2 separate regions of the Homo sapiens genome follow, and region 1 is linked to region 2. The links are chromatin loops, found by intact Hi-C in ENCODE. Cell type or tissue: heart right ventricle. All regions are shown on one strand. Each heading gives the region's core, and the rest is flanking DNA. Links, peaks and the distances in the headings are about the cores only. Region 1 overlaps LOC102723370 (a long non-coding RNA gene). Region 2 holds the start of LOC105376587 (a long non-coding RNA gene).

What was found. A loop is a pair of places that touch in the nucleus more often than their neighbours do. Peaks named below come from ENCODE experiments on the same cell type or tissue, not always from the same donor. Only the 100,000 strongest peaks of a DNase experiment are listed, where the experiment ranks them.
Region 1: a loop joins it to region 2, with 4 times the contacts of the local background. A loop is called at or near these places in 2 of 110 quality-filtered maps.

Annotation. Positions count from the first base shown.
Region 1 is chr11:21,967,940-21,979,947 of GRCh38, reverse strand. The region is part of intron 2 of LOC102723370 (a long non-coding RNA gene); the gene reads right to left. Among named protein-coding and RNA genes, the nearest start is that of ANO5, 220 kb to the left of the region's middle. In heart right ventricle, for the core only: no CTCF peak of the experiment used is centred there; no DNase peak of the experiment used is centred there.
Region 2 is chr11:21,908,453-21,920,460 of GRCh38, reverse strand. All of the region lies in intron 2 of LOC102723370 (a long non-coding RNA gene), which reads right to left. It overlaps LOC105376587 (a long non-coding RNA gene), which reads right to left and starts at 7,866. Exons shown (of 2, transcript XR_931117.3): 1 at 7,805-7,866. In heart right ventricle, for the core only: no CTCF peak of the experiment used is centred there; no DNase peak of the experiment used is centred there.

The sequences.
Region 1 (12,008 bases), core at 1,822-9,821, 60 kb before region 2:
AGCCTCTTTATTTTAAATTACCCAGTCTCAGATATGTCTTTACAGCAGTGTAAGCAGGGACTAATACACAAGGCATATAACTACTAGTAAATCTTGAATCGAAAATTTGATCCCACATCTGTCTGATTCCAAAGGTATGTGTTTTGTAACATAATCCTCTCATGTAATTAAAGGACTGTATGTGTATTTTAATAGAAGGTTTCACTTAGTATGAGTAGTCCAAAGAGAAACCTAAAGACTAATTTATAAAATCCATCTAATCTCTCTATATATCTATTGAGAGGCCAATTAAAAGCTTATTCCAGATAGTTAATTTTTCTGAGTAATAAACCAGTCTTTAATGGCCATGAAGGGAGAATGACTTTGGCATCATCATAAGTGACTTGTTTCTGAATACCGTTAGGATCATCATTCGTTCATTGGAGATGCCTGCAGACTGTGATAGGTCGAGATCAGTAACAGGCTTGTGCCACCTGAGCCAGCCTGCTAGGCTTCTCTTGAAAACAAAGAAAGTCTCATTTATGCCTGGGAGCCAGAATCTAACCCAGAATAAATCAGCCTCACTGTCTCATTCGTCAGCCTGATGGTTTTAATTGTTAAATCGGAAGTTTAATTTGCCATGCTTGGATAACAATCCAATTCCAGAAAAGCATATGCATCAAGTGATCAATAAGGGACAAGTATAGAAAGTTAATTGTAAATAATTCCTGAATCCTGATGTAAATCAGAACAATAGAAAAATTCTAACTTTGCTTATTTCCCCTTATTATTTGAAGTCTTAGAGGCCTAGGGGAATAATGAATTTTATCAAATTACTTCTTACTTCATTTTTTAATCTAATAATATTTATGTAGACCAGATACAGATAAATATACACAGACTTTTTTTTTTTTTTTTTGAGACTGAGTTCTTGCTCTGTCATCCAGGCTGGAGTGCAGTGGCACAATCTCAGTTCACTGCAACCCCTGCCTCCTCGGTTCAAGCGATTCTCCTTCCTCAGCCTCTCGAGTAGCTGGGATTACAGGCTCCTGCCACCACACCTGGATAACTTTTTGTATTTTTAGTAGAGATGGAGTTTCACCATGTTGGCCAGGCTGGTCTCGAACTCCTGACCTCAGGTGATCCATCTGCCTCAGCCTCCCAAAGTGCTAGGATTACAGGCGTGAGCCACCGCACCTGGCCAACACAGACATTTTTATTTGTTGTTTTAGTTTTCTGATGACTGAACTAGTGAAAACCACTTAGGATTATAATTTTGTATTCAATCTTCACAGTAACACTGCTATGTATTAATATTATTCCATTTTACAGATGAGAAAACTGATACTCAAAACTGATCAGAATGTAGCTTTTCTGCATTTGAAATAAGCAAATTCCATTAGTATATAGAACTATATTTGGCTTTGAAACCCTGTCCTATGTGGGCGAAAAGAGAAATTTCAAATTTCTCAAGTTACAAATACAATAACAGCTTGGAAGTGACTCCTAATTCAATCTGCTTATTTTTAAAATGAAGGAAATGAAACCCAGAGCTGTTAAGTAACTTAGTCAAGGTCACACACATAAAAAAATGTGTTGTCTGGCTCAAACTAGGAATTTAGACTCTCAACCCTCAGTTCAATGATCTTGCCATCAGATCACACTGCCACTCAAATCACCAAAACTCATCCATAATGCCTACGGAAAGATATGGTTTCTAAGAATGTCTGAAATTTCAGATGGTAATTGATAGAGTTTAGAGGATATAAGTTTAAAAGTGAAAACCTTGGTTCAAATTCTGGCTGAGCAACTTACTAGTTGTATAATTTTGGGCAAGTGGTCATTTCTCAGAGCTTCATTTTCTCATCTGTAAAGTGAGCATGCCTACCTAATGTTGTTGTAATAAATAAATTGTATAATATGTGTAAAATACTTAGCCTAGACCTGGGTACATTGTCAGTGCTCCATGAATGTTCATTTTTATTATCTCATTCTACATTTCCATCAGAAATTTTAGAAGTTTAAACTTCAGTGGCAAATGTCTGACTTTATCAAAGGAAGCCATAGAGAGTGAGGTGAACAACAAAAAAACGTCCATAGTAGAGGATTAAAACCAGCTTTTCTGTATTGAAAAAGCTCCTATGATAGAGTTTGTATCTAAGCACATATATGTATATAGAGATACTAAAAAAGTATGAAGTGCCATAGAGTGCTATTCAAAATATTTTGCCAAACTCTTCTGTTCTCCATCCAAATTAAAAACCCAAGATGTATCAAAAACTGTGTCCATTCCTGTGCACTGTATAAACAATTAGTCTCTATGTTGAATTATAATTCCTAAGTATCTTTTGAATATTTGCCCTTGTTTCTATATCCTGGGCAACTGCCTTGGTTCCAGGCCTCCCTGGTGCTCACTTTACTACCCCAAAAGCCTAATCACTACATACTTTAGTCCTCTCCTCCTATGGTCCATCCTCCCAACTGCTGCCAAGATGGTCTAATGTAAAAATCTAACCTTGTCATTTCCCTACCAAAAATTCATCAATGACTCCTCGTTGCCCGAAATATTACCCCAAATCAGGTACAAGGCGTGTAGAGAATCTTCTTGAGCCATTTCTTTGTGCTTATCTAGTTTCATCACTCCTCACTCTTCAGTCATACTTTGTATCTAGCCCAGTGCTTGGCGTGTGGTAGGCATTTGAAAAGTGATGGCTGAATGAATAGATGAATAAGTAAATGAATAATGAATGAACAAATCAAAGTCTTACACATTTTCATTCCTCTGGTCTCCTTTTGAGCAAGTAGTTTCCTTCTGACCTAGTAGAAATCAGTGAAACACACAATCAATATTTTCAGGCATCCTTCAGCAAAGTTGTATTTCTTCCTTCCAGTGCATTATATACGACTTTTAGATTCTTCACACTTTTCTAGTGCTGTGAGCTCTAGCACTATGAAATAGCTACCTCATTTATTTAATTTATTATGATAATTTTTCCCATATAATTAATCTTCTATAACCTTTATTTAATAGCTACAGAGTATTCAATCTTCTGAATATATTATAGATTATTTATCTAATTTTCTATCATCAGAATTTTAGGTCACTTTCATTTATTCACATTAGGAAACATGCTTATGTGGTGTGCATGTTTCTCCAGGAAAAAAGAATTAGAGTGAACAAAATATGCTGGGTTTTAAGGCTTTGTGTATATTTTGCCAAATGCCCTCAAGAATGGTTTTACCAAATTATACTACTGATAGCAACAGGAGGCAGAATAATTCTAGGCAGAGAGGGGTGGGTCCCTGGCGAAATTCCACTCTCAAGCCAAAAAGCCTGAGATGGGGCCCAAAGTGAGAACTTATATCCATGTTTTCCCACTGGAATGCTGCCTTTTCGTAAACCACCCATGGCCCTGACTCACCCCATCCTGTGCCTTATAAAGACCCCAGGCTCAGCCAGCAGAGGGGAGAAGCAGGTGGACATCAAAGACTATGGCTGGACATCAGAGAATTTGATGCCGCGGGTGACAGAGTGGCCAGGCCAGCCGGTTCTAGCACTCATGAACTCCAGGTCCTGGTTCGTTCACTTATGCACTCCCTCCCGCAAGTAGTTGAGAGCAGCGGGCTGAGTAAACGAGGTACTCCTGCTGTGAGTTTCATGAAGAGATAGGGGAAACACCCTGCTTCACTAATACCAATAAGTTAAGAGAATACCCCAAAAATATTTTTAATAAGATAATATTAAGTAACACAAGAACTAGTAGGCAGGTATTTTTTGGTCTTATGATAAGCCTAATCACTGGTTCATCTGATACCTAGTAAATCTGTGCTTGAGCTTCAGTGCTTTTTCAATATCTTCTCCTGGTCGCTCTCTCTTTTTCTCGTTATTTTCCCCCTATAATGGCTTTTTCTTCTCTTTTCCTAGGATTAATAAATCCACAAAAACGTGTTTCTCTTGCTAAAAAATATATTTACATAATTAGTGCCTATTTGCTATTTCGGGTATATTCATCTCTCAAGTGATATTTAGTACCCTGTAATCTTTGGGTTATATACAAAGAGGAAACCATAGCATGAATCAGTGTTTTCTTTCAAATAAAGCTTCTTTTAATTCTTAATTATTATTATTTGTTAGGACCTCTCAAATAATTCTTACTTATAAGCAATGTCAGAAATCTAAGCCATTAATGAAAGCATCTTTCCTTCCAAAATCATGCCTCACTCTTAAAATTTTGCAAAATAGACATTTCAAAAATAATAGATACAAATGACACCTCATTTACTCTTATGAGACCAATGCTGTGAGAATGTTGGTTTAAAGATAAAATAATATTTAATTAATCATGTAAAATATTAATTCTGCTAAACTATTATTCTTCCAATGGCCCTAATTTTTTCATTAAAATGGACACGGTGCTTGTAATTGTGTTAGTGAGTTATAGACGTAGAGAGACCACAAGGACTTTGTGAGTGTCAAACTTCTTGGTCTGTTGCTCAGCTCACATCCACCAGCCTATTCTTTGTGAGCACAAATGACTCAGCTTGTTTATGTTCTCATTCTCATTCTTCCAGCAGCCACTAACACTCTTTCCTTTAGAGATTAAATCCTTTCAAGTCTAGCTGTGGGAAGATGCAGGGTACCCAAGTTCTTCCCCTTTAATAAGTTTTCTCACTCAGGTACACCAACAGTGGTAATAAAAATAACAAAAAAAAATTTGAAGTAACAAAGCTTTCAGAAATCTTACCAAAGTCTCATAACGTGGGGACTGCAGTTTCCACTCCCTTTCTTCAGTGCAATCCCAGACTCCAGAAGCCTCTTGTCTCCTTGTCAATACTGTCTTAAGGTATACCTTGGCTTCTGTCTTTCACCTGTTAGGACTTGGTGAGTCTTCTAAGACTCTACTAAACTTCCACTTTAAGTGACCATATAATCCCATGATTCCCTGAGATATACAATTGCTTGGGGTCCCCTGCGTTTATCCATCCCTATAACCTCATTTAAAAAGGGTCCCTTCTCTGGTCCATTCTCTCTGCCTGGTTACACATAGGTGTTGCCTGTTTGGGTACTTGCTGGGGTCCCTTTAAAATGAATTACAGAGGAAAGAAATTTTTCATTAGAAGAAAAATAGTATCAGTTGGACCAGCAAGAGCTTCACAAAAGATTCTGAAGGGGGGAAAATTATCAGTATTTAACAATGAAGGACAAGACCTTTTAATTCTAGACTCTTTGTGGCAGGGAGTGAATGACAATAAATTCCATTACTGCGAATGTCAATCTAAAGGTTGATGAGAACGCTTACTGTAATTCCACACTGCAAATGCCCACTTTGGAGAGAGTCTATGTCTTCTGTCCTCAGCCTTTAATAACTCCAACTCTGACTAAAGTTGGTCAACTCTTAGAAGTTCATAAAAAGCACAGCTGTCTATTAACAAGAAAAATGGAATACTCATGAAACCTAAGGATTTAGAATGCTCCCACTTGTAATACATTTTCCTTGTCTAAGATGAAATGATTTTTTTCTCTTTCCCATAGAACTCATTTTTTCATGATATCTTTTGTTCTGTTACATTAGAGTACAAATGTCTATGACTGCAATTAAAACTGAATGGTAAAATGTGTTAATAGGAACTAAAACCTTTTTTCTTATGGAATACAGATAACTAATTGGCAAATACATGAATGGAAACCATCAGGGCCATTTTACTAGAAAGTTCAAATTATTTATTCATGATAATCAACCCCAATCTAAAGAGGTCCAATTTCTTGTATCTTACCTAATTTTTCCCAATCAATGAATCAGAGAAAACTGACCAGCAAAGAAAACATTAAGGATCGAAACTATTTAGAATCTACATCATTTGGGGAAACTCAGATGAACTTTGCATATCTCAGCAAAGGCTAGTATCTATTGACATTTGAGTTACTTGTTTCAAAATGACCCACTAGGTATCTGGACTCTTTCCCAACTTCGTATAGCCTGAGTGGAATCTGAAAAATTGACTATTAGTTAACATTTAATTTAGGCATCAAAGGAACTGCAGCTTCAGTCTTTGAAAAAAATCTGCTTTGGACATAAAGTGAGGTCTAAATTGAAGTGATGCATTATGATGGAAAGAGCACATTGTCACATGGCACACTGCAGGGAGAGCCATGGGGGTATAGATATAAAGCATGTCCAGGTTTGACTCCCTCACAACTGGAAAAAACAAAATAATTAAATTTGAAGAGACTAGCAAAAGAAAAATTGGGTTGCCATATACTCTGCTAGAAAACAAACATGTATTACCTAAGGGGAGTTCAGAAAATTAGAAACACTGTCAGCCTCTGCCACATAATTGTAAAAAAGGAAGAGAGAAACTGTGGCAATAGAAAGGAGCATGTTTTATTTTTATTAAAAAGTGTACTTTTTAAGAAAAAATATTTTTGATTAAAAAGAAAGAGTACCAGCATAATTTACTGAAGGGACTATCCTTTCCTCACCGTTTCTTCTTTATGGCCTTATTGAAAATTAGTTGACTTTATATGCTTGGGTTTATTTCTGGGCTCTCTATTCTGTTCCATTGGCCTATGTTTCTGTTTGTATACCAGTACCATACTATTTTGATTACTATAACTTTGTAATATAATTTAACATCAGGCAGGGTGTTGCCTCCAACTTTGTTTTTCTTTCTCAAGGTTGTTTTGGCCATTTGGGTTTTTTTGTGGTTCCAAACGAATTTTAGATTTGTTTTTCCTGTTTCTATGAAAAATGCCCCTGAAATTTTGGTAAGGATTGTGTTGAATCTGTATATGGCTTTGGATAATACAGACATTTTAACAATATTAATTCTTATAATCCATGAACACAGGATGTCTTTCCATTTGTTTGTGTCTTATTCAGTGTTTTTCATCAATATTTTATAGTTTTGTTTGTGAAGATCTTGGTTAAATTTATTTCTCAATATTTTAATTTTTGATGCCATTGTAAATAAGATTGTTTCTTTGATTTATTTTTCAGAAAGATCCTTATATAAAGAAATGCAACTGATTTTTATATGTTGATTTTGTATGCTGTTTCTTTACTTAATGCAGTTGTTAGTTCTAACAGGTTTTTGTTTTGTTTTGTTTTTGGTGGAGGCTTTAAGCTCCTAGATATATAGAATTATGGCATCTGCAGACAAATAAATTTACTTATTCCTTTCTGATTTGTATGCTATTTATTTATTTATTTATTTTCTGACTACTCTGGCTAGAACTTCTAGAACTATGTTGAATAAAAGTGTTGACAATAGGCATCCTTGCCTTGTACCTTGTACTTGTTCAGATTTTAGAGAAAGCACTTTCAGTGTTCTTCTACAGATTATGATGTAGGTGCACAACATTACTAACCATCAGAAAAATGCAAATCAAAACTACAATGAGATGTCACCTCATATCTTTTAGAATGGCTTTTATCAAAAAGATAAGTGTTGGTGAAGGTGAAGAGAAAAAAGAACGCTTGTACACTGTGGATGAGAATATGAACTGGTAAAACATTATAGAAAATAGTATGTAGGTCTCTCAAAAAATTAAAGCTAGAACTACCATATAGAATCGGCATTTAATCCAGCAAGTCTACTATTGGGTATATATCCAAAGAATATGAAGTAAGTATGTTGAAGAGACAGCTGCACTTCTATATTCATTGTAGCATATTCACAATAACCAAGATATAGAAACAATGTAAGTAAACCTCAACAGATTAATGTATAAAGAAATATTATTCAGCCCTTAAAAAGGAGATACTGCCATTTGCAACAACTGAATGAACCTGGAGGACATTATGCTAAGTCAAATAAGCCAAACACAGAAAAAGAATACTGCATGATATCATTTATACATGTAATATTTTACAAAAGTCAAATACATAGAAACAGAGTAGAATGTTGGTTACCAAAGGCAGGAAGTGGGAGGCAAGGAGAAATAGATCAAAAAGTACAAATTGCAGTCAGGTAGAATAAATAAATCTAGAGATCTAATGTATAGGATGAGGACTGTAGTTAATAATATTGTTTTGTGCACTGAAAATTTGCTGAGAGTAGATTTCAGGTGCTTTTTACCACACACACACGCACACACACACACACACACACACACACACACACCCACACACGGTAACTATGGAACGTGATGAAACGTTAATTTGCTTAGCTGTAGTAATTATTTCGCTATGTATATGCATATCAAAACAATGTTGTATACCTTAAATATACACATTTTTTAAAAGAAAGTAAACAAGAAGCTATGACACTTTTCTGAGTATTTATTGGTTCTAATGATAGCCCATTAAAAGGAGGAGGAGGAAGAAAAGGAAAATAACCCTTTGGTCAGAATTTGAGGAGTGCTAACATTGCTTGTATTTCTATTAGTAAAGAACACATCATGGTCATTTTTTGTTTTTTAGTACATTAGATGTCCAAAAGGTAACAATCAGAGGTAAATGGCATGGTGGTAGCTTGCATTACAAAATACATTGATGCATTTCTCAGTTCTAAGGCTCTGGATCAGCAAGAGTATTTGGCACTAGCTTCATTTAGTTCATTATTTTATCCCTTATGGGCAATAATAATTCTCCTCTTATTTTTTCCAAAGTGAGTATTTCAGAAGATGATAGGTCCTATTTCTCAGTAGCTGAGAACAGAAGGAGGTCACTTATGTGAATCCCTATGATCAGCCCTCAATGCCATCCTGGAGGGTCTCTCTACCAAGAGGGACCTGAAAAATCCAGCAGTATAATTATTCATACTCAGAGCTCAGAATTTCTCCACAGAAGCAAATTCAAGCGATATAACCTGACATTCAGCAGCAGCCTAAAGTCAGCCATAAAAATGGGTATATTTGGCATTAAATCAATAATAAAAAACAACAGTGCTTTTAGATGAGGCATGCACATTTCCATTTGACAGAGGATCCACTTCTTTCTATCATTTTGGCTTCATGTGTTGCAGATATTTTAGGTACCTGCCAAACAAGTCCTAGAGACATTTGAGTTCGAGCAAGCCAAACTCTGTCTGCCTAGTTCTCTCTCTGTCTCACTATCTCTCTTGCTCTCTCTTGTTCCCTCTCTTTCTCTCTCTGTGCTCATTTATTTTTTTTCTTTGTGTTTGTCTCAGCTTACCCTCATTTCTCCTCTTTCTTTCTTCCACCCCTCTTAGTCTCAGCCTGCATTCTAAGCAGTAACTTTCCTATCTAGAATGACTACCACCACAAAGGTAGGCTGGGATACTGAGACAAACAGGGAGATTTAGGAAGAAAGGAACTGTATAAAATACACATGTCATGCTCTATATTTGCTGATTATTATTCTAGTCTTTGGAAAATAATTGAGAAAAAACCTTTCTCTAATTTTTTGAAATAATAAACATTATGTTGCTGGTTCTTCCTTTTTCTTTTTCCTTGATCACTAGGAAGTTCAAGGTTAAATTCTGTGCTTATAGTAGAAGGTGTCATTAACCTCTTTTTCTAGGATAATTGTCTCCTCAATGGTACAGCTCCTCTTACTTTAAAATTATCATTACTAATCACCTTATGCCTGTGGTGTAAATTAAGATGACTGCATATTCGGGGCTACTCTTTTCCACTGAGAAGTACTGTCTAATTTATCTCCTTTGAGTCAAGGCTGCCTTAGTGATCTGTTTGACCACTAGAATGTGATGGAGGATACACATGGAAGGTTCTGGGACTTCAGAGGTTCATTCTTTAGAAGTTTTCCAGCTTCTGCTCATGCATCTCGGATCACGAGGGACAACTAGCTGCCATGTTAAGCCCAACTATCCCAAGATGACATACTGTGAGGAAGCTGCCTGGGAAGAGTCCATCAAAGTCCTGAGGAGCCCCAGCTGTCCTAGTCATTCCAGCAGAACCAAAGACATAATTGAAGGGCCACTCTGAGCATTCCATCCCTAGCAGGGGTGGCATGGAGAAGACCCATACAACCTGAGGCTCTAGATATATGATCCCAGAAATTTGCAGTTGTTCAAATCACCCCAGTAAATTGTGGAGCAAGGGCAAACCATCCTACTGTTTCGTTTCCCAAGTCCTGACACACAGAATTGTGAGCAGAAAAAAGTGCTTGTTATTTTATACCATTAACTCTTGGATTAGTTTGATTACATAGTATTAGATAAGTGGTTTTTTGATTATATATGGCTTTTATTGTAAGCCACTTTAAATCCTTTTTAGAAGCAGACATTTCACAAGTAATTAAATAAACTTTCTTTACTGATAATCAAGGAGAAGGAAATTCTTCAGCTGCTGACCATTGTACTTTAAGTTTATATTTTTTCTTCTTTTTAAACTTTACATCATTCTCTTAATTTTAGATTGGAAAGACAATTATTTGTACAAACTCCCAAAAGCTGTAGGCATTAAAAAAAGTTTGCATACAAGCTCAAGTGAGTTGTTTGAATTATGCAAGAGCATAAACTGCAGTCTTTTCTGTGCCTCTTACGTGTTGTGCAGAGGTACAGCCAGCACCTGGCATTGTGTCTAACAACCCTTTGTCATCGCATTGGTCGTCAACCATGCCAAACCCATTGGGTAGCACTGTCTACAGTTGAATGACAATATTTAAGTCCCCATAAACCAATTTTTCATTCTTAAAAATATCCTGAATGTGGACAATTCTTTTCGGTTGGAACAGTTATGGTTTTGCAGCAGGAATATTACAATTGGGAAGATTATGCAAGTAGCTTTTCTAACACATACAACAATGAATAAGATAAGCTGTACTCCACAGACAAACTGAACTGCATCTCTTGACCATTATGCTGATAAAATATTTCAGTAAATCAGTCTTTACGCTGTCCTTGGGCTTTTGCAATCTCAGCTGCTGCAACTGTATAATGTACATTGATTTCTGCTAGAAATTCAATGGCAAGAAAAGCTGTTTAATCATTTGACTCCTGACTAGTTAATAAAGAATCTGTCTCATTTAATAAGTTTATTTTAGATAAGACCACCATTACTGCCATGATCCTATATCCCTTTCTACTTCATTTATGGGGGAGAGAAATAAATGAAGCTTCAGATGAGACAATGCCACTGTTATCTTCCCTCTGCTTTCCTTGATCGTCTCTATGATTTGCAAGGCTGTCTCACTATCCACCAGTGAAAGCCACTTAATCATCTACTGGATAAATTGTAAATACACAGTGATTTTTCCATGCCTTAGAAATCACTTTTAAGTAAAAGAAATTCTGATAGTCCCATTCCTAACTAAAGCCTATGCTGCAATTATAGAAGCCAAGCACCCTATTGCTATAATTTTCCACCCAATCACATCCCATTATCATTCAATTTTGCTAAAACCACATGACATAAAAATCACTAATAAGCTACTGCATTTTGTAGGGTATTGGCTAAAAATTAAATCAGATACAACCACATTAATGTTCTATGATAGGAGCTTGCTAATAGGATTATAAGCAGCCAAAAAGGTTAGGAAGAAATCATCTGAGAAAGTCACCCCCTAATATTAAGAGGATCAATTAGCCAGGCATATTTGTGGATAGAGGATACTGTGCAGTAACCAGGGGCTTATGAAGAAAAGAGGCGGGGGGAAGGATTTATTTTGGTTAGGGAGGCATTGAGGACTTCCAAATAAAGATTCCAGAAAAGGACTTCTTAACTTCTGTTAATACAAAGTAAATGACTTTATCATCCTCAAAGCTTTTCTTGGCTCCCCACTGACTGATTTCTGGGCTATCTGAAAATAGGTTAAACCTGTTTCATGTGTCTTCACCTGAGAATTAATACAAACTTGGCCTGTTGTGGGACCAAGTACAGAGGTCTTTCACATATCTCTAGTGATCTCTTAGGGCCTCAATTTTGGAAGGGATTTTTGCTGGAAGTAAGGTCCCTGGATGTATTTTAAGTGAAAGCTGGCATTTACTCCCCAGCTAAGAGCATATATTCCTATTCACTGAGGCATCTTTGTTCAGTCTCTGAGCTGACATCCCAAAGTCAATATCTTCTTTTACTTAAGCCATAGAAAAATGGAGAGATAGTG
Region 2 (12,008 bases), core at 2,109-10,108:
TCCACTTTGAATCAATTATGAATGCTTTTAAAATGTCAATAGTCCTGGGAAGGTTTGTCTACGATGTCATGGACACTTGTAATAAATATGTTCACCACTTTTTCATTGCCAGAGACTAAATGGGGCAGGAAAGCTTATGTTTGACCAAAAGAAAGGGGAACATCATGATGGAAAGAAGAGAGCCAAGGAGGTTAGCAGATGCTAAATGACACATTTCACTGATGTTGCATTTTCACTTAGTCCAAGACATCTATGCCCACCCTAATGAGTTAGAACAGAATTCTGGAGGTGAGTGGCATTCAATTGCATAGATCAAGTCTTTCTGATTTCTCTAAAACTCAACATCCCATTGCTTGTTGCTAGGTAAGCTAATCCTGTGATTTATTTTTGATTGTGAATAGACAGAAAGACAAACTATATCACAAGATCCCTCTAGAACACTGCAGGATTATTTGGCTCAGCATTTCTTACAAGCCAAACGCTAGATCAACATCACCATCCATGATTCCATTTGCTGGCATTAAAGCCCAAATCTTCCCCAGAGCTTTTCTGACTGCAGAACAGGTCTTGCTAAGAAATAAACTTAAATGCTTTATTACAAAAGGAAAAATGCAGGAAACGGAAAGCCACCAATCTCCCTTACACTAGGCTCACGAAGAAGGGAAATACAATCTTTCTTGCAACTAGAATTTGGTTTCCTTGGTTTTAGCCATAGACATGACAATAAATATAAATTGCCTCAGGGCACATTTTTATTTAAAAAATCCCATTTACAAAGGTTAGCAGTTGCATTACAATTTGAGTAAGGTTTATAAAAAAATGGCTTTATGTGCTGGGTACTTGTTTTACTTCTGAAAACAAATTAGCCATCATTCTGTGCTCCTGATTAGAGCTTTGTGTTTCCTAGAAGCCTTATTCTTTTAATTATTCTCAAAGTTTATAAAACAGATGAGAACTTTTTCCTTTTTATTATTTACATTTATTAAAAGCTACTCTAAAAATTTTCAAACATTAACAAAATAAGGACAATGGTGTGAAAAACCCCACAAACACATCTTTCAGACTCAAGAATTATTTAGGTTTTGCCACACTTGCTTTATCTGTCTCTTTATATTCAATTTTCTTTTCTACTTGTTTTTTCTTTTAAACACAAATCCTTGTAACCATCTAATACTTAGTTTATAATCATATTTCCTCAGTTGTTTCCTTACAACTTAAAGTATGGGTTGCTTCAATAAGGGTTCAACCCACGTCTATCATTACATATGGTTGTTATGAATCTGAGCCTCTTTAATGCTGGACTAGTACATTTCCTTTTTTTCATGCTATTGATTTACGCAAAAAGAAAACAAAATAGGTCAGCCAATTTGAAGGACGTTCCATATTGAAGATATGTCTTTGTTTTTTCTAACCTTATTATTTCCTGAAAACTGGAAATGAGCTCTCATGACTTACATTCTACTAGAATCAGGTTCAACCATTTGGTAAGAATATTTTACAGATGGTGCTAAATATTTTATATTCACCATATCAAGAGACACAAAATATGTAACTATCTCTTGGTGATGCTATGATTTACCTGTGAGTTCAGGGTGTGACAGCCCCATCCTCTTATTCTTTTTCTTATCAGCATTTCCCATGATTGTCTCCTGTTTTTAATTATTGGTGCCAGCCCCAATGATTAAATGGGAAATTGCAAAATATTTGTAATTCTATCATTTCTTCTACATATATTAGTAATAATTATTTTAACAAAGAATAACTTTTCAATATTTAGATAATAGTATGATTTGAGCAAACTGAAAAACAATTGCAATAAGAAAAGCATTTAATTCTTAAGTTGTTAGAGAAAGGATTTGGGGCCTGTTACTTCTAATACAACCAATTAATTGGGAGAGGTGTGGATAGCTCTCTTCTCCTACCTCTTTCTTTCTTTCTACATATCATCATAATTTTACAGGTATTTATATATGAAATGAGTCTGAATCAATTTCAATTATTATTTTTTCAATGCTTAACTTTTGTCATTTTTGAATCTTTGGCCATTAGAAGTCCCTTCATGTTTGACAGTGACCCTTTGACATGACATATGTCTTTGTGCATCCCCTTTCTTTCCAGCAAAAAGAAATGACAGACTTATGGAGTACCTATGTTTCCCCACATCTGGGATTAGACATTACCTCTGGGGCTCTGGGCCCACAACCTGGGAACTAGATGAACTAAGTGTTCTCAAACTCTCATTACTTTCAAACATTTCCTGTTGTGAAAGTTAGAAAGTATGTATCTTAAGAAAAACAGTAATGAATTTATTCTAGTATGTCCTATTAAAATTTGCTGCTATGTTTTTTAAAAGCACACAAATAACTCTTTTACCTGTGTTTTTAATTATGGCCTTTAGTTTATAAAGTTTTCTTGTTTGGTTAAATTCTACCTTGTCTGATATCAGAATTACAACTTCTTCTTTTCATTTGTATTTTCTTCATGTATCTTTGCCCATCCTTTTATTTTTAACTTTTCTAAATCATTTTATATTAGGTGTGTCTCTTGTGTTCAGCAAACAATTGGATATGAATTTGTTAGCCAATCTAAACATCTTTTTAGTTTTTTTAATAAAGCTAAGCACATTTATATTTACTAATGAGCTACTCAAAATTCTAATTTCTGTCATACGATTTTGCATTATATTTATATAATCACACACTTACACACAGTAAATCTTTCACTACATTATGATTTTTTTAAATGTTGATGGTATTTATTTTGGTTTTTAGGATAGTTTATCTTTTTGTTCTAGTGGTTTTCATTATACCAATACCTTTCTTTATATAATATCCATAGCACTGTCTTTTCTGGATGATGTCTATTAGCTACTTACAATGAACAATAATGAAGATAGCTAGCATCAATTTTTCTCATTTTCTCTCCTCCATTACTTAATTTCAATGACAAACATTACCTTAAAGATATTTTCGACTCTTTAAAAATGCTTAAGCTTTTGTTATTTCATTTTTCTTACAAGTCAATACTAATGAGGTCATCAGCAACCATATTCCATTATCCACTTAGTCTCATCTTCTCCCATTTTTGTTATTTATATTACATTTATATTGTCAGATTATATAACATTTACAAACTAGTTTGTCATCTTTATCTTGTTGATTTATTCCTCAAAGCTCACTACTGGGATCTACACTATAGCTTATCCAGTCATTTTGGGTGCCTGAGATTTCTAAGGCATTTCTTAGGGAGCATTTATGAGACCAATATTCCCTAAATGGTCAGGAGACATTTTGGAAGATTAAGAAACTACACTGTTACTGTGTGTATTAATCCATTCTCACACCACTATAAGGACATAACTGAGACTGCGTAATTTATAAAGGAAGAGGTTTAATTGACTCACAGTTCTGTAGGGCTGGGGAAGCTTCAGGAAACTTACAATCATGGCAGAAAAGGAAGAAAATATGTCCTTCTACATATGGCAGCAGCAACAAGAATTATAAGCAAAGGGGTGGGGGAAAGCCCCTTATAAAGCCATTAGATCTCATGACAACTCACTCACTATCATGAGAACATCATGAGAGTAACTGCTACCATGATTAAATTACTTCCCAAGGGGTCCTTCCTATGACATGTGGGGATTATGGGAACTACAATTCAAGATGCAATTTGGGTGTGGACACAGTCAAACCATATCATTCTGCCCCTGGCCCCGCCCAAAGCTCATGCATGTCCTCACATTTTAAAACACAATCATGCCCTTCCAACAGTCCCCTGAAGTCTTAACTCATTCCAGCATTAACTCAAAAGGCAAAGTCCAAAGTTTCATCTGAGACAAGGGCAGTTTCTTCCACCTATGGGCCTGGAAAATCAAGAGCAAGTTAGTTACTTCCTAGAGACAATGGGTGTACAGGCATTGGGTAAATACAGTTGTTGCAAGTGGGAGAAAATCACCCACATAAAGGAGGTACAGACCCCATACAAGTCCAAAATCCAACAGGGCAGTCATTAAACCTCAAAGTTCCAAAAGTATCCCCTTTGACTCCATGTCTCACATCCAGGTCACACTGATGCAAGAGGTGTGCTCCCACAGCCTTGGGCAGCTCTGCCCTGTGGCTTTACAGGCTATTGACCCCCTCTTTCATGATACTTTCACGGCCTTGAATTTCTCCCCAGAAAATGGGTTTTTCTTTTCTATCACATTGATAGGCTGCAAATTTTCCAAACTTTTATGCTCTGCTTCCTCTTGAATGCTTTGTCACTTAGAAATTTCTTCTACCAGATACCCCAAATCATCTCTCTCAAGTTCACAGTTCACAGATCTCTAGGGCAGGGGCAAAATGCTGTCAGTCTTTTTCATAGCAAGAGTGACCTTTACTTCAGTTCCCAATGAGTTCCTTATCTCTGTCTGAGACCACCTCATCATGGACTTTATTGTCCATATCACTATCAGCATTTGGGTCAAAGCCATTCAACAAGTCTCTAGGAAATTCCAACCTCTCCCACATCTTCCTATCTTTTGAGCCCTCCAAGTCTCTAGAAACTTGTAAACTTTCCCACATTTTCCTGTCTTCTTCTGAGCCCTCCAAGTTGTTCTAACCTTTCCCTGTTACCCAGTTCCAAAGTGACTTCCACATTTTCAAGTATCTTTACAGCAGCGCCCCACTACCGGGTACCAATTAACTGTATTAGTCCATTCTCATGCTGCTAATAAAGAGCTGCCTGAGACTGGGTAATTTACAAAGGAAAGAGGTTTAATTGGCTCACAGTTTAGCATGGCTGGGGAAGCCTCAGGAAACTTACAATTATGATGGAAGAGGAAGCAAACATGTCCTTCTTCACAAGGCAGCAGGAGATAGAAGAATGAGCAAAAGGGGTAAAGCCTTTTGTAAAACCATCAGATTTCATGAAAACTCACTCACTATCATGAGAATAACGTGAAGGTAACTGCTTCCATGATTAAATTACCTTCTACTGGGTCCCTCCCAAGACACGTGGGGATTATGGAAACTACTATTCAAGTTGAGATTTGGGTGGGGACACAGCCAAACTATATCACTGTGAGGCACTGCTGGCAGTCCTAGAATAGATATTTATTAGGTACCAACCATGTCAGGTGATTCAGTGATTGTTAAACTGAAGCTCTTGCCTTCAAGAATTTCACAGCTTTTATTATGTAATAGTGTTCTTTTGCGCTAGGAATCTCAGAGTTCTGCTAAGGTATTTCCTTGTTCAGGTAAATTATCAGCTATATTTCTGAACACCAGATTTCGGACTCTTCAAGATCAATCTATTCCTTTGCATCTGGCCCAGGCTACAGCCCTCCAGATGACTAAGAGTTGCACTAATGTTCATGGAGATTCATGTCAGGGCTGGAGAAACTTTATGGTCTCTATAAGAAACCACCGGACCATACTAGATTTTAAAATATCTCAAATTTATCCATGATCTCTTTTTCATTCTCTTGCTAAACTCCTTTTTCTTGTCAGCTATCTGGTGTCATGAGGCTACCTGCCCTTTTCCCAATGCATACACAATGCTGTAAACCTTCCTTAGTTTATCTCCCTATTTCCATCAAGGTTGAATTGAACTTTATTCCATTTACCCAGGACATTACTCTTATCCAATTCACTGTACTAACTCAGGGAATGAAAATAGATTTCATTTTCTATGCAAACTTTCATACAGTGTGCATAAAAATACTGCACTAAAACAGCTTCTAAGGCCACATCCCATCTCAGTAGGGCTACTGTAATTAATTATGGATGTTTGCCAAAGGATGAAGGAATGCCAGATGGAAACCCTGTTATTTGCGAACCTACACTAACTCATGATGATACTGTGCTACTTTATATGACCTGGCTCACTTATATTATGAGCTCTTTTAAGATTTGGGGCTCATTAAGTATTTGAATTTTTAATCAGATAGCAACAAGAAAATATGAGGAAAATTTCAACGTAGACACTCCCATTTCTTGAAGACTTTGAGAGAGTAAATATTTTTGGTTGATTAAATGACATGGTCATCTTTTTGATACTTAATGGCATTAACTAAATGTCTTAAGTAAAGTTCTTGGTATTCAGTGATGAAAAGCATATTTACTTTAGAGTTTAATTTTAATTACGGAAACAAGCTAATAAACAAAATTAATATTATATCATAGTTATTTGTAAGAGCTTTGTGCATTTGCTTTGGGAACATCAAAAAGGTCTAGTTCAGAAAATCAGGTCAGAGAAATCTTCCCGGGGGAATGGTGTTTAAGCTGATTGCTAAAGGATAAATTGGATTTGGCAAATACAGGGTGCTGATGAGGGAGAGTTTTTGCAAGAACAGAGAACACTTGGCACTAAAGCATGATGTACTTGTAGAGCTAGTAATTCACTTCAGTGTGAATGTAGAGTAGGATGCAAGTGGGAATGTAGAGAACTGAGACTACAGTGACAGGCAGAGACCAGCCATTATGTGGCAGAGACACACATCATGTGTCCTTGTGCCAACTTGAGGCTTGTATTTAAACAATCCCTGTTAAAACAGACTATGGGAAGCTCCAAGATATTTTAAGCAGAAAATGCAATAATAAGAATGAAAGATTTTGTAATAAAATATGCAGGTTAAAACTATAGACCTAGCATTCATTAATTCATCTAACTACTTACCATCTAATAAATAAGCATCTACTATGTCTTCACCACTATTCTAGGAACTGAGGATTTAATAGTTAGCAATAGCAGACATGATCCCAGTTCTCGTGGTTGTAAATTCAGCTTGCCTTTCTTACTTTTAGATCCATTCCTCTGGTATACTCTAGCCTGCCTTTATTTACATTATTAATTTATCTATTGATTAGCTTACTCCAATTTTCTTGCTGACACTTAAAAATATCTTCCTATTTAGAAAGTAATAAAAATATACAAAACCAATAAACCTACTAGCCAAACAAACGAACAAACAACTCGCTCTTCATCACACTCCTTCTATTGTGGAATTTCCTTGCTCCTCTTCATAGAACAGCCAATTACTTCCTCCCCTTTCTCTTCATCCCAAGAAGGATTTTGTTCCTACCATTTCACCAAAACAGCTTTTATCAAGGTCGTTGCTCTCCATCTTTGCAAACTCATGATGAATTCTCTTTCTCTACCTCTTCAATCTCTCAGCAGCGTCTGATACTCTTTCTTGCAGCACTTTCTCACCAAGCTTTGTGACTCAACACCCTCCTGTTTTCTCTGTAATACCTTCCAGATTTCTCCCTCTCAGACTTCTTTGTTGACTTCCCTCAATCTGTCCGGACTCTAAAAGTTGCAGTGACACATGGTCTGTAATCCCCTGTCCTTCTTCATCTAGATTCTCTATTTAATTGATTTTATTTAGTTTCATAGCTTAAATGCCACTTGTATATTTATAACTCCCTGATGTATATATCTTATTTTACTCCCAGGGCTCCAGAAATGCGCAAATGTCTTCTCAATGTTTCCACTTGAATGTCTCATAGACATGCCAGGCTAAACATACACATCCAAAATAAAACTTAAGATTCTTCACTATCCACTTTCCCTCAGATCTGCTTCTTCCCCAGTCTTTATCACTTGAGTAAATGGCACCACAATTCACTGGCCAACAATTTAGGAGTCAGCCTTGGTGCATGTCTTTCCCACTTGCCACTCTTCACATTCAACTCTTAGCAAGCCTTGTTAGCTTCTTGCAAAATATATTCAAAATACAACCCCTTTTATCATACCCTCTGCAGCTTCCCTAGCTACTATCATGCTGCCTTAGAGTGAGCATAATAACCTCCCAATGAGTTACCTTGCTTTGTTTCTGCTCCGCATAGTCTCTTCAGAGAGCAGCCAGTGTTGTTTCTCAAATGCAAATATGGACATATTCCACAGGCCTTTTCTCCTACTTCTGCTAGTATCTTCCCATTACAACTGCAACATTGCAACATAATCTAGGCAGTGGGGTGGAGGAAGTGGAAAAAAAAATCTCATCTCCTCCCTTTTAAGAAGAACTTCCAGTAGTACCAAAAGGCACTTCTTAATATTGCACTGGCTGCAACTCAGTTATATAGCAACACTTAGCTACAGAAGAGTACAGGAAATGTGTTACTTTTTCTTGGTGATCATGTGCCCACTAAAAATTAGAGCTCTATTACTAAGAAAGAATTACTGATATTGGGATAAATAATCAGCAGTCTCTGCCTCATTGCTCAAGTGACTCCTCATTAGAAGGGCCTTTATTGATCACTGTATATAAGGTATACATATTGTTATCTTATTATTTTGGTTTATTGTCCTCAAAACACATCACTACCTGAACTTATGATACTGATCAATCCTTGTCTGTCTATTCTTCTAGAATTTTCTCTATCTAACCATACGTTTATTTGAAATCTGTTCACATATTTATTGTCTGTTTTTTTTATTTGAATATAAAGACTCAAAAACCTGGGACATTATATGTCTGTTGGATAACCATATTCCCAGCAACTAAATCAATGCCTGTTATTTAATAGGCACCTAATGCATTTATACTGAAAATAATTTCCTCTGTGAAGTGGAAGATGAGGTTGTATCTGCTGTGAACAAAAACATATGTGTGTATGATTGGATGGCTCCTGGGGATATCAGAGTTTTAAGAGAATTGGCAATGTTTAAAATGGTTAAGGAGAATGTGAGTGAAATGGTAAGGTTTGTGTATGATGTTCAAGGCCCATGTGAGACTGGTTATCATATATTTTATGATGTAAATGTTTGGTAATACGACTTTCTCCAGCAGTGCTCAGTTAGTAGGATTCAGATAACAGGAAATAACTAGTTGTTAATCTACTGTTGAGAGTTTAAGATATTGGTAAAAGTATTGTTGAAATAGTGAAAATTTTTTATTTTTCTTGGTCATTATAGAGAAAACAATGACTATAGTTATAATAAGTAATTTGGATGAAAATAATAAAAAGAGAAATGAGTTAGAAGAGAATAATAATACTACATATTAAGAGTGTTTTTAGGTTCAAAGTGGTAGTGTGTGCATGTGTCTTTATGTAATCTCATAAACGTATAAATTTAAGTTTCATGAGTGTATAAATAAAAATAACCTATGACATTTTCAAAGCAGACATTACTATCCTTATTTTACAAATGAGGAAATTACAAATGAAAGAGTTTGATGACTTCCCCAAACACAACAGGAAATTAAAGTAAAAAGCAGAACAGGGATCAAAATTTCCTGAACGTTTGTCTAATTCTCCAAAAGAGATATATAGGAGACATCCTGCTGTCTTCAATTAGAATGGTTTCATTAACTTGGTTTGAGTACTTTAATAACATAAGGACATATTATATTTTGTCATTTTCTACTAACTCAAAGGAAGAAATGCATAGATATGTGTTTTTTGCTGTTGGGAAATGAGTAATGTTGGCTTTCACTCAAGACACTCACACTAATGAAAACATAAGTAGGTGGAATAGTGTACTGAATTTTGCATGAATAATGGTTTCAAAATTAAACCCATTAAAAGAATAACATCTCTTTTTGAAAGATGATAGGTGCATATAAACCTTAACATTTTCTTAGTGTGATATAAATATAAACTTCAGGCAGCAAGGTGTACTAGAAAAAGTATGGACTTTGAAACACACAGATTAGAATCCTTCCCTAGTTTTCTCTGAAAATTAGTTTTGTCATTCACAATATAGGAATGATAAGCACTTCTTCATAGCATGATCAGGAGCACTCTGGACAGACTCGTACCAGAAATTAAATTCTTATTTCTGAAAGTGACACACTTCTGCTCATATTTTACTAATTCTAGCAGTCATATGTCCATGCTTAACTTAAAAGGAAAGGGAAAGTAAAATCCACATGTGGATCTAAAAAATGGAGAATGAGAGGTATTGGTGAGCACCCTCATGGATACCATAGTGATTTAATTTAATCAGACATATTGGCCAGGTGCCATGGCTCACGCCTGTAATCCCAGCACTTTGGGAAGCTAAGGAAGGTGGATCACTTGAGGCCAGGAGTTTGAAACCAGCCTGGCATGGTGAAACCCCATCTCTAGTAAAAATACAAAAATTAGCTGTGTGTGGTGGCCTGTGCCTGTAGTCCCAGCTACTCATGAGAATCACTTGAACCAGGGAGGCGTAAGTTGCAGTAAGCCGAGATCACGCTACTTCACTCCAGCCTAGGAGACAGAACAAGACTCTGTCTCAAAGTAAATAAATAAATTAATTAATCAGAAATATGGATAAAAATAGCAATAAATAATACAACAGCATTTTCCAAGGCATATTTTGCAGAATTCTATCCAGAAGAATATTTGTAGGTATTCACAGAATAGTTTCCTTAGGTGAATTTGCCAAATATTCTGTTACTTAAAATTCAAGATTGTCTACTGTAAGATTTCACAAAACTTGTATATGCTAAAATGCATCATGGATCTCTAAAGTGGGAGATGGTGATTAAAGTATGTAGCATTTTTAACTCTTATTGAATCCTGGAATCTTTTTTGTTTGGTTGTCTGCTTTTTAAGGACAACTATATGAGATTATGTTCATAACAGTATTTGAACATTTGGTTGAAAATTTGTGGCTGAGATGATCTGAGGTCTGATGAGAATGGAGGTGTTTTTTGTTTGTTTGTGTGTGTGTGTGTGTGTGTGTGCGTGTGTGTTTATTTTTTTTTCTGGGTGAAAGGACAATGGCTTCTAAGTTTCCAGGATGATTGCCTATAAAGGCTAAGTTATAGATACCTCAAGCCTTTAGGTGTTCTGTCATTGGGAAAAGAATGCTGGTGAGTAGAAGGTTTAGAAATAAAGTAACTTACTGAAAATATGCAAATTGGAATGCTTGCCAAGAAGAAACTAAGGATACCAAATGCACATTGCTCTAAGGAGCATAGGAAAGAGAGTTGAGGTTGGATCAAAGCTCATAGTTTCATCCCAGAGACTGAGGCCTCAGTTGTATGTGGTTGAGGCCAAGTTAGGTGGTATATATTTCTCCCTGTGTATTGATTGCTCTCTCTCACTTATCCATATTACATCGTTAATGGGCTTGATAAAGATTTCACTGTAAATGCTGTGTCACAAGACTGATTGCATAAAAGTGTAAATAGAGGTCAGAAGGTAGTGACTCAGAAACTGTTTATTTATGGACTTGCACATTACAGGAAGGTGACAGGGTTGTCAATGTGGTGCTCTCAACAGATTGGTAGTCAGCTGATTGCTGTCAAGAGGGATTCAAAGTGTCTTATCTCCAGATTTTGAGTCGTAGAAAAATAATTGGGGAGTTTAATACCTGGTCCCACCTCCAATCAGTTTTGCTATCACCATTAAAGATCATACACTAATGATATCATAATGTACTACCATCTCCTGCTTGAGATACAATTTTTTAGCTACTTTCCCTAATTTCACTCTTACCCTCACTCCCACTGACTTATTTTCATAGCAGGAATAGCACTTAATATTATAATTCATCAGTGACTGATTTCCCATTTCATTAAAAACCCATTTCATTAAATTACCACATATTCTGGTCTCTGCCTAGCTTTTTCCCCATCCTTAACTTCTCTCCAACCATTCCTATTTTCTTCTAATATCCTGAATAGGCCAAACTGTTAACCTTGCTCAAGGCCTATGCAAATAATATTTCCTCTTCTTGGAATGTTCCTTTGATCTTCTTTAAAAGTCTTATTTCTGCATTTTTTTTAAAAAGACTCGCTTAAATGCCACATCTTTAGAAAAACCTTTATACTTCTTGGTTTCACTCTTTTTTATTTTCTCAATAATGTTTACATGATTTATAATGCTGTAAATTTACTTATTTTAGGATTAGGCTTTTATCTATCTCCCTCACAAGAGTATATAAATAATAATAAGCCAATGAGAGCAAATGATGAGGCCTATTTTATATATTACTTCAACTCAGCACCTAGTTAGAACAATACATTTATAACAAAGGAATGAATTTAAAGAAGGAAAGAGAGGGAGGGAAGGAGGGAGAAGGGAGGAAGG